2 separate regions of the Homo sapiens genome follow, and region 2 is linked to region 1. Evidence: read pairs that join two places in POLR2A ChIA-PET (ENCODE). Cell type or tissue: endothelial cell of umbilical vein. All regions are shown on one strand. Links, peaks and the distances in the headings refer to the core of each region. The heading gives the core; the rest is flanking DNA.

Region 1 (4,409 bases), core at 107-4,106:
CAACGTAAATTTTTTGGAATGCCCCATATCATAATGATTTTAGAGATGCAAATATTAACTATACATGGTCTCTGCCCTCAAGACATTCAGAACCTGGTGGAAAGGTTACAAAACAAGCAATTACCATACATTGTGCTATGTAAAATAATGGACACATGCACAGGATTCTATGAGAGCACAGAAGAGAGGCTTCTAACTCAGCCTAAAGGACTAAGGAGTAAAAAAAGTAAGAAAAAGAAAAAGGTTTTCTTGAGTTCTGTTTTGAATAACAATTCAGAGTTAGGCATGTGGAAGACAAAATGTATTTCTTCTGGGCAGAGAAAGTGGCATAAGGAATAATTAGAGAGACAACAAACACGATGCAGTTGAGTTGGTCAGGAAATACAAGTAGCTGGAACAATAGAACAATTCTCTTTTTTCTTTTTTTTTTTTTTCAGAGACAGGGTCTCACTTTGTCACCCAGGCTGGAGTGTAGTGGTGCAATCATAGCCCACTGCAATCTTGAACTACTGGGTTTAAGCAATCTTTCCACCTTAGCCTCCAAAGTCCCTGGGATTACAGGTGTTTGCCATCATGCCTGGTAAATTAAAAAAAAAAAAATGTATAGACAAGGTCTCACTATGTTGTCTAGGCTAGTCTTAAGCTCCTGGGCCAGCACCATCAGCATCCTGAGAAATTGTTAGAAATACTACTAAACCACATCTCATTGCTACTTAGTAGGCTTAGAAATCTGTGTTTGAACAAGCTCTCCAAGTGATTCGGACATGCACAGTGTTTTATATCATGATCAGAATACCAAGCTTCACCCTACTTATCACAAGGTACCACTGAGTGATTTTACTAATGAGTATTCCATAACTAGATTTGATGTTTCAAGAGAAAATTTTGGTGGCATTACAAAAAAAGATGTTATTATCTTCAGATTATTTTCAGTTTGATAATCTTAAAAGGTAAACATTTCTCTGAATAGAGATTTTTATTCATGAACATCCAACTTGAGCCTCTCCCCAGAAGCTATTGCTTAGATGCAGTGAAATCTTGCTGCTCCTGCTTATCATTTTTGTTAGAAAAATTCAAAGAGCAAATGAATATAAGCTAAAACTTTGCCCAAATGTTTATGTGTTAACAACACAATATACAAAATTTATCTGCCATTTAAAATAATATGTAAAATTTATCTGAACTAGTGAGATAGACTTTGAAGCATTTTTTCATACCAGTTAAAACAGGATATTTTCACCAGGTAATTTTAAATAATAAAATTTCTGCAATGACTTTCTATGTGATACAGTTTTATTGTTTTGGTTTTGTTTGGAGATTGTTTAAATACTGAAATATGGTCAATTTAGATTGTTGAAGTTTATCTGCAGATAAAAATAGTAAATTTTACCATAAGGTAAGCGGTGGAAGAAAAAAAATAACACATTCTTTTACATCAATATTAAAGAGCAAGAAAGTTTTGTTTTAGTATTTTTTTATAGATAAAAATGCATATTTAATGTGAGAGGCTTTATTTAAGTGAATTCTTAATCCTTTGTTAGTGTTCAATGAAAAGTTCCCATTTTATAAATTTCCTTCACATAGTTTAAGTCTGTCTGTTTATCCTAAATGTATCTGTGACTAATATAAATGAGATTTTCATCTCTATTAATCAACATTTCAATACCAGTAATTACTTGGTCAGCCCTTTCTTTGACTTACATTTTTGCTGCTGTGGTAGAAATCAAGCACACTGGAAAATGAAAATGAATAATAACTGACATCAAGCCAGCTCCGTGAGTTTGTACAAAATTGTATTTCCTAAAAGTCACTTTCAGATACTAGTCTGTTGCACGCAACAAAACGGTTCACATTTCCATGCTTACTCTGAAACTGACCTTAGGCTGCTGTCTTAATTGAGGTACCTAGGAGTACCATTCTTAAATCAGCTTAAACCATTCAAATTGAATAATTTATGAAGTGACTTCTTTATGGAATTCAATTTTCTATTTTGGTCTTTGGTTATTTAATATATATAACAAGCCAAAAAACAATGTTTGTTAAAATCTTCTATAATTACTTATAATTGCATTAATATACTTAAATATAATGGGTTTTTTCAGAAACTTTGCTATTTCCAGTATTCTCTTGAAAAACTATTATTCACATTTATACTCACAATTACTCAACTTTTTTCATTATAATTCACAATAAGAAGTTCTATTTCAATCTGTGTATAGAACAGAACCAGTGGGAAAATTGCAATGCAATGTTGTTTTATGTTTTAAAGAGCATAATGATAATAATAGTATACAAACATTAGTAGAGTGCTTTATACACATTATCTCATTTCATCCTCACAATTGTACAAATGTATAAATATCATTCTACTTTATAAATAAAATCACTATGGCTGTGATAATTTAGTCTGTTTGCTCATAGTCCTATTGGTAATAGGAGGGAAATTTCAGACTTAACTCAGATTTTCAATTTCCTAGACCCATGTTCACCTCATTCTGCAACAATTCAATATAGCATAATTCAATTGTTGTAATTGTCTATTGGAAAGTAACATTTAATAAAACTTTCAACCAGATGTTTCCAATGTATTAGCAGCATGTTTGTGAAGTTTTGCTATAGGGGTGTCAGCATTGTATTGAAGTGATTGGATGTCATTTTTTAGACAGCTGTACATTTCCAAGAACAATTCTGGGCATGAACGACCTGATTTGGAGAGCCTTCTAGTCTTACCCTTCCATCTAATACAATTGATGAAACATGGAAATACATTATGAAGTCATATTCCTTAATTCTTAGGGCTCATTAACTCCTATAGCTGGGTTAAAAGTAACATAAAAATGTATGATTGTCAACACATTATATAAGAAAAAATACTTTGAAATAATTCTCCTGTCATCTCTTATTTCATCTGTATTTTGCTCTCCCAATTTATACACACACACACACATATACAAGCCCATGTACCTCTTTCTCTTTCTTTATGCACACACAGATATATACATATTATATATACACACACATATATATCTATATAGATATCGATAGATAGATAGATAGATAGATAGATAGATAGATAGATAGATAGATAGGACTTACTTAGTCCTACAGCATACTTGTTTACTTCTGCTTACAAAAACAAGCAGCAAAATTTTGGAGTGAAATGACCCTGGAATAATTCTTAAACCATGCTTACATATTAGTGATTTAATTTTTGGTAAGTTAACAGTACTCTGTTTACTCGTTTATAAGGCTGAGGCAATAATACCTTCCTACGGTATTGTGAAAGTTGGCAAAATGCTATACATTTGAAACTAATATGGCATCTCTTAAATGGTAGGCAATCAATAGATGGTAGTCATAATGGAGCAGCTAATATTATTTTATTACAATTATTGAAAATACAATATTTTGAAATGACTTTGTTGGATTAATTCCTCTTTGCCACAGAGCAGTCTAACGTGACTTTGTGCTGTCCTTGTCACATACCTAGCCTCTCACCTGCCCATCCTCGAGTCATGCCCGGTGGAAAGCTATGCTAATGTTCCAGTTCATTTGAAAAGTGGGCTGCAGCAGGAGGAACAGAATGATGGAGAGGAGACTAAGCACAGATTTATATCTGCAGTGCCAACACCTTAGGGCCATCCTAAGGAGCTTTTCTACTGAGTCTGGAATGTGCAGTTGGCATGGTAATATGAAAAGGTAGTGAGTGAGGTTTGTCAGAGAGAAAAGGGCTACAAATCAGCAGGTCAAGTTTTCCCAGCATGTTTCAAAGAAACTTAAAGAAGAGATGGCCATGCTTACTTGCCCTTGTCTAGATGGGGACTGAAATCATACGCGGTATAGCTGGTATAAAAGAACAGTGAACAAACTATAGTGACGCTTAATAGAGAGTATATAAGGGATATATACATTATAGCAGTTAATGCTGAAGCAATATGTTCAAAAAGAAGAATTCATGCTGATTACTTACCCATAAATCATAAACAGGTTTAGGCCTAGCCTAGAGCATGGGGAACTGGGGGTACAGGAGGACAGAAATAGTAATTAGCAACAAGGTTGTCAGTAGCAAAGTTAAAAAAATAAAGTAACATTAAAAGTGGTAGAGCTAAGAAGAGTTATTTGGGGGGGGTGTTGGGGGAGTCTCTTACGCTATGAAAATGAGCCTGTAGTATTTCAGGCACAGTGGCTCATGCCTGTAATCCCAGCACTTTGGGAGGCTGAGGTGGGTGGATCACCTGAGGTCAGGAGTTCGAGACCAGCCTGACCAACAAGGAGATACCCCGTCTCTACTAAAAATACAAAATTAGCCAAGGGTGGTGGCTCATGCCTGTAATCCCAGCTACTCGGGAGGCTGAGGCAAGAGAATTGCTTGAACCTGGGAGGCGGAGGTTGCGGTGAGCTGATATCAT
Region 2 (4,409 bases), core at 105-4,104, 57 kb after region 1:
AGTCATGGAATCAACCTATATGACCATCAGTGGTAGACTGGATAAAGAAAATGTTGTACATATGCATCATGGAATACTATGCCACCATAAAAAAGGAAAAAACTCGTGTTCTTTGCAAGGATATAGATAGAGCTGGAGTCCATTAACCTAAGTAAACCAATCCAGGAACAGAATACCAAAACCATGTTTTCTCACTTATAAGTGGAAGCTAAACACTGAGTACATATGTACACAAAGAAGGCAACAATAGACACCACAGTTTACTTCAGAATGGAGGGTGTCAGTAGGGTGAGAATCAAAAAACTACCTATCAGGTACTATGCTTATCACCTGGGTGATGAGAAAATTTGTACATCAAATCCATTTGACCTGCAAGTTATCTATATAACAAACCTGCACATGTACCCTTGAACTTAAAAGTTTAAGAAAAAGAAATTATCTAATCTGAAGACTACAGAGAATAAGAAGATAAAGGGGAAAAAAAACCAAGAAATTAATGAGGACACACAAAATAAGGAGAGATATTCCATACTCATTCATTGAAACAATTATTTATCAGTTAGCTAAAGATTTTTTTAGACAAATTATTATTAGGTAGCATACCTGTACTACTAAGTGTGAAATAAATTCACTGTGTGCTGGTTACCAAATTGTCATCGGGGTTCTGGTGAGACAGAAAGTGCTTATATGTGGTAAATTACATGAAGCAGATTTATCGTTATAAACAGGCAGCAAGGGACAAGAGAGGCCTGGGATTCATTGTGAGCCAGCCCCACAAGACTTATGAAAGCTATGAAGGGTGGATAGAGTCTCCTCTAGATGTGCCCTATTCGCACCACAGCTGAGGAAACCCAAAAAGCAGCTTTCCCAGATTTTATACCCCAGTGGCAATGTGACATGCTGGGCTAACATGTTGAGGGACATCCTGTTTCTAGGTGGGGATTGGAACAAAGCCTGGGCTGGTCTAGCTAGTCCCTCCTTGTCTCAGAATATTGCATTCCCATCACATTCTACAGTTTTTCTTGAGAACTACAGATGAGGAAATGGGGGAGAACTGGGTCTGTCACCTGGAGAACTGTCCTACACCAAAATGTTAAATGAAGTTATACAATTTACCAAAACTGATAGAAGATGAAACAGAAAGTCTGAATATGCCCATGACCTTTAAAGACATTGATTTTCTTATTAAAATAACTCTACAAAGAAAATCCCGTGCCCAAAAGATTCCATCATGCATTACATTAAAAAAAACCACCATTTTATAAAACACACCTCCACAAAATAGCGAAGGCAACAACTCTCCCCAGCTTGTTTTCATCTCTAACATCTTTCTTTCTTTTTTTATTAATTTATGTAAAATATACGTAGAAAGTATCCTGGAATTCTTGCTTCCTCACAAGTAAATTTGAGTACTTTGCGCATTAGACAATATTGCAGTTTTCTTCTTCGTGGCTACCTGGGCCCTTTCAGATCCAGCTCTTCCTGTAGCACATCACAGTAAAGAAGATTCAAGATTGAGGGTTGGTTTGTGAGAGTTGATGCCATTTTAGACCTTTATGTAAGCTCTTGGTCTTTCTTCACTCCAACATGCAAAAGATTGCCTGCATTTGGCATTTTAAGTTGCTTACACAAATTAGTAAAATTGCTACTTGATTTCCATTTGGCTAGAGACCCTCATGTGTATATTTCTTCAGCCAGAACCCTGATGTGGAAGAGAAAGGAGTGCTTGGCCTTGAACCCCTAACAGTAAGTGCTAAATAAATGGTATCTGTTTTTGTTGTAGTTGGAACAGCATGCTCTAACAGGTTTTGAGCAGGGAGAGTAAAAAGAAGATTAAACATATAATTCTTAGCTTTCTCCAAATTTCTGTGTAGCATATTAAACTAAATATTTAAAGAAGGTATCTCCAACATTATCATTAAACATAATAACTGAGAGGAATGATGACACCTGTTCACTTTTTAAGACTAAAATCTTCTGATATTAGCTTGATTTAGAATGTTTATTCATTCTGTGAGGCTTCTTCTCAAAGAGAAAGTGTGGAGGTTATTTTGAGAAACAAAATTAATGGCAAAAAATACCCTAGAAACTGCACGTAGCAACAAGGAGAAAAATGGTTTCTGAATAATGCTGAGAATATACAGAGAGATAAAAGCAGAGATCATGCACAAAACACATTTGAACAATGCTAATATCACAGTGAGATTATAAACATGAGAAACTAAAATGAAGTGGTTAAAAAAATTAAATTCAATTTAGAGTAAGATAGATATAAGTAGAGAAAAAAAACAGCTATTCTTCATTCCCAATATTGGTATGCTTTCTAGTTCCTCAAAAGGAAGGAGGGATTTCTGATAAAATTGTTCAAAGATCTAAGCCATCCAGTAAGTTACATTTTACTCATAAGAAGCTGATTCACCCTTTTTATTTCTATCCATGTGGCCGGGGCTTATGACCTTGCTAAGCTGTTTCCTTTCTTCTCTGCATGCAGTGGGGATAAATAAGTTGAGCCAGGGACCATTATAAATAAACCAGATTTCTTACTTTCTTCTAAATATAATAAAATATTTAAGGAAGATCCCTGTTCCCTGAAATGGTTTTGATTTCTTTGGATACAAGCATTTCAATATCCTCATTTTTTTTTCATTTTTGCTATTTTATGGCATTCCATTTATAAACATTCCTTTGAGTTGGATTTAAATCATGCTGTTGAATCCCCTAAATTTCTATGTGACATAAAGGATTAACAAATAATGCATTTGTGTCACATCAAAATTACATTCAGTTTGTGGGAAAGTAATTTGAAATAAATTCTGTACCATAGTGGATCTACTCAAAGCACACAGAAATATTCAAAATGAAATTCCATGTATATTTTAGATATTTTCTTCTAGAGACGGATTTTTAAAAGCCTAAATTTATGACCCAAACTACTAAAATCAATTCCTCATCTTAAACACAAAACTAAACTACATTTCCCAGCTTTCCTTGCAGTTAGATATGATCATATGACCACAGGGTAATCAGTGGATTGCAGATAAAATGTTTGCCACTTTCAAGCCCATTATAGGATACCAAAATATGCCACCCCAAAATATGCATCTTTGGCTTAAGGATGATTTTGAGCTGATTTTTTTTTTTTTGAGAAACTACAGACAAGGGGAAGCTCTGAAATTAGAGTAGAAGTTATCCTTTTGTAAGAAAAATTTGCACCTATAAAGGAAATTTCCATTTGTAAGGGAACCCTCCCACTCTGCTCCAGGGAGAGATGAATGACTCTAAATTATTAGAAAAGCTTGTCAATGTAGAAGGCACAGACTTAAATCTGCACAACAAATCTTACCCTTGTTTACTGTGCTTTTCCTGCTCACCTCCCATAGTTGCATTATCACCCCAAGGCCTTTCTTTCTTTGTTTCAGTTGAAGTCTGAACTCTAAGGCACCTCTTTAAAATGTACTCACTTCTCTGGGTATCTCTCGGGTATACATTAGGTATACATGTTAATAAGCTTCTGTTTGTTTCCTTTCTTGTTAATCTGTTGTTTGTTACTGGAGAATTCAGAACTCAAAAAGTGTAGAGAGAAAACAATTTTCCCTCCCATGCAACATAAACCTCTCCCATATATGATCCACTGAGATCTTTTTCATTTTCAGCTGGTTAGAATGGAGATCACCCACATAGCAAACTTGGAAACCTTGTGTTGAGCATGGCAGAATAACACTGTGGAATAAGCTAGACTTATTGTACTATGACTTGAAGAAGAATTACCTAGTAATTGGAACTATCATTTTGGACTTCATATGTCATACCAATAGATATAATTTTTGTAACTACCATGTTTTGAAGGTTTATCATCACATTTTAATGAAGGCAATGTAAAATAAAAGTAAAATAAATCTAAATATGTCTTAATAAATTACCTGCAATGTTAAAAACATAATGTATCTTAAGGGAAAGAGATAAACTAAATGCCACTTCAGTTGTTGTCCTTTTGGGAGATCATTCTCAATGGCATTTGTTCACAAATGCCTGTCTCTGTATCATCCCTCTGGGACTTGGAAAACAACAGGGGACCACTGAGTATATAAAGCTCATGCTGCCTGCTGTGCTATGCATAATACAGTCCATTACCTCTAGTGTCTTCTGACATGTATAAAACTGTAAGAGGCTAACATGCTAGCTTGCATATAGGATAAAATCTCAAATTACTCACAGTTCTTGACAGTTTTCTCCAGATATTTAAAAAATCAAGTTAGGTACCATGTTTCCATGTCAAAGTAGATGAAATGTTGCTTTTTGTTTTCTTGGCCTTTTTTGTCCACTGTCCTCCTTGTTCGCCCCACCAACACAAACAGATATGCTGGATTTTCTTCACAGAAGAGTAGCAGGAATGGAAATTTATGAACGGA

Evidence for each region. Peaks named below come from ENCODE experiments on the same cell type or tissue, not always from the same donor. Only the 100,000 strongest peaks of a DNase experiment are listed, where the experiment ranks them.
Region 2: POLR2A ChIA-PET joins it to region 1 with 5 read pairs; 2 of 35 experiments call an interaction of 5 or more read pairs at or near these places.

What each region holds. Positions count from the first base shown.
Region 1 is chr4:96,283,312-96,287,720 of GRCh38, forward strand. No RefSeq gene overlaps it. Among named protein-coding and RNA genes, the nearest start is that of LINC02267, 25 kb to the right of the region's middle. In endothelial cell of umbilical vein, for the core only: no CTCF peak of the experiment used is centred there; no DNase peak of the experiment used is centred there.
Region 2 is chr4:96,339,951-96,344,359 of GRCh38, forward strand. All of the region lies in intron 1 of LINC02267 (long intergenic non-protein coding RNA 2267), which reads left to right. Among named protein-coding and RNA genes, the nearest start is that of LINC02267, 31 kb to the left of the region's middle. In endothelial cell of umbilical vein, for the core only: no CTCF peak of the experiment used is centred there; a DNase peak (open chromatin) is centred at 2,441.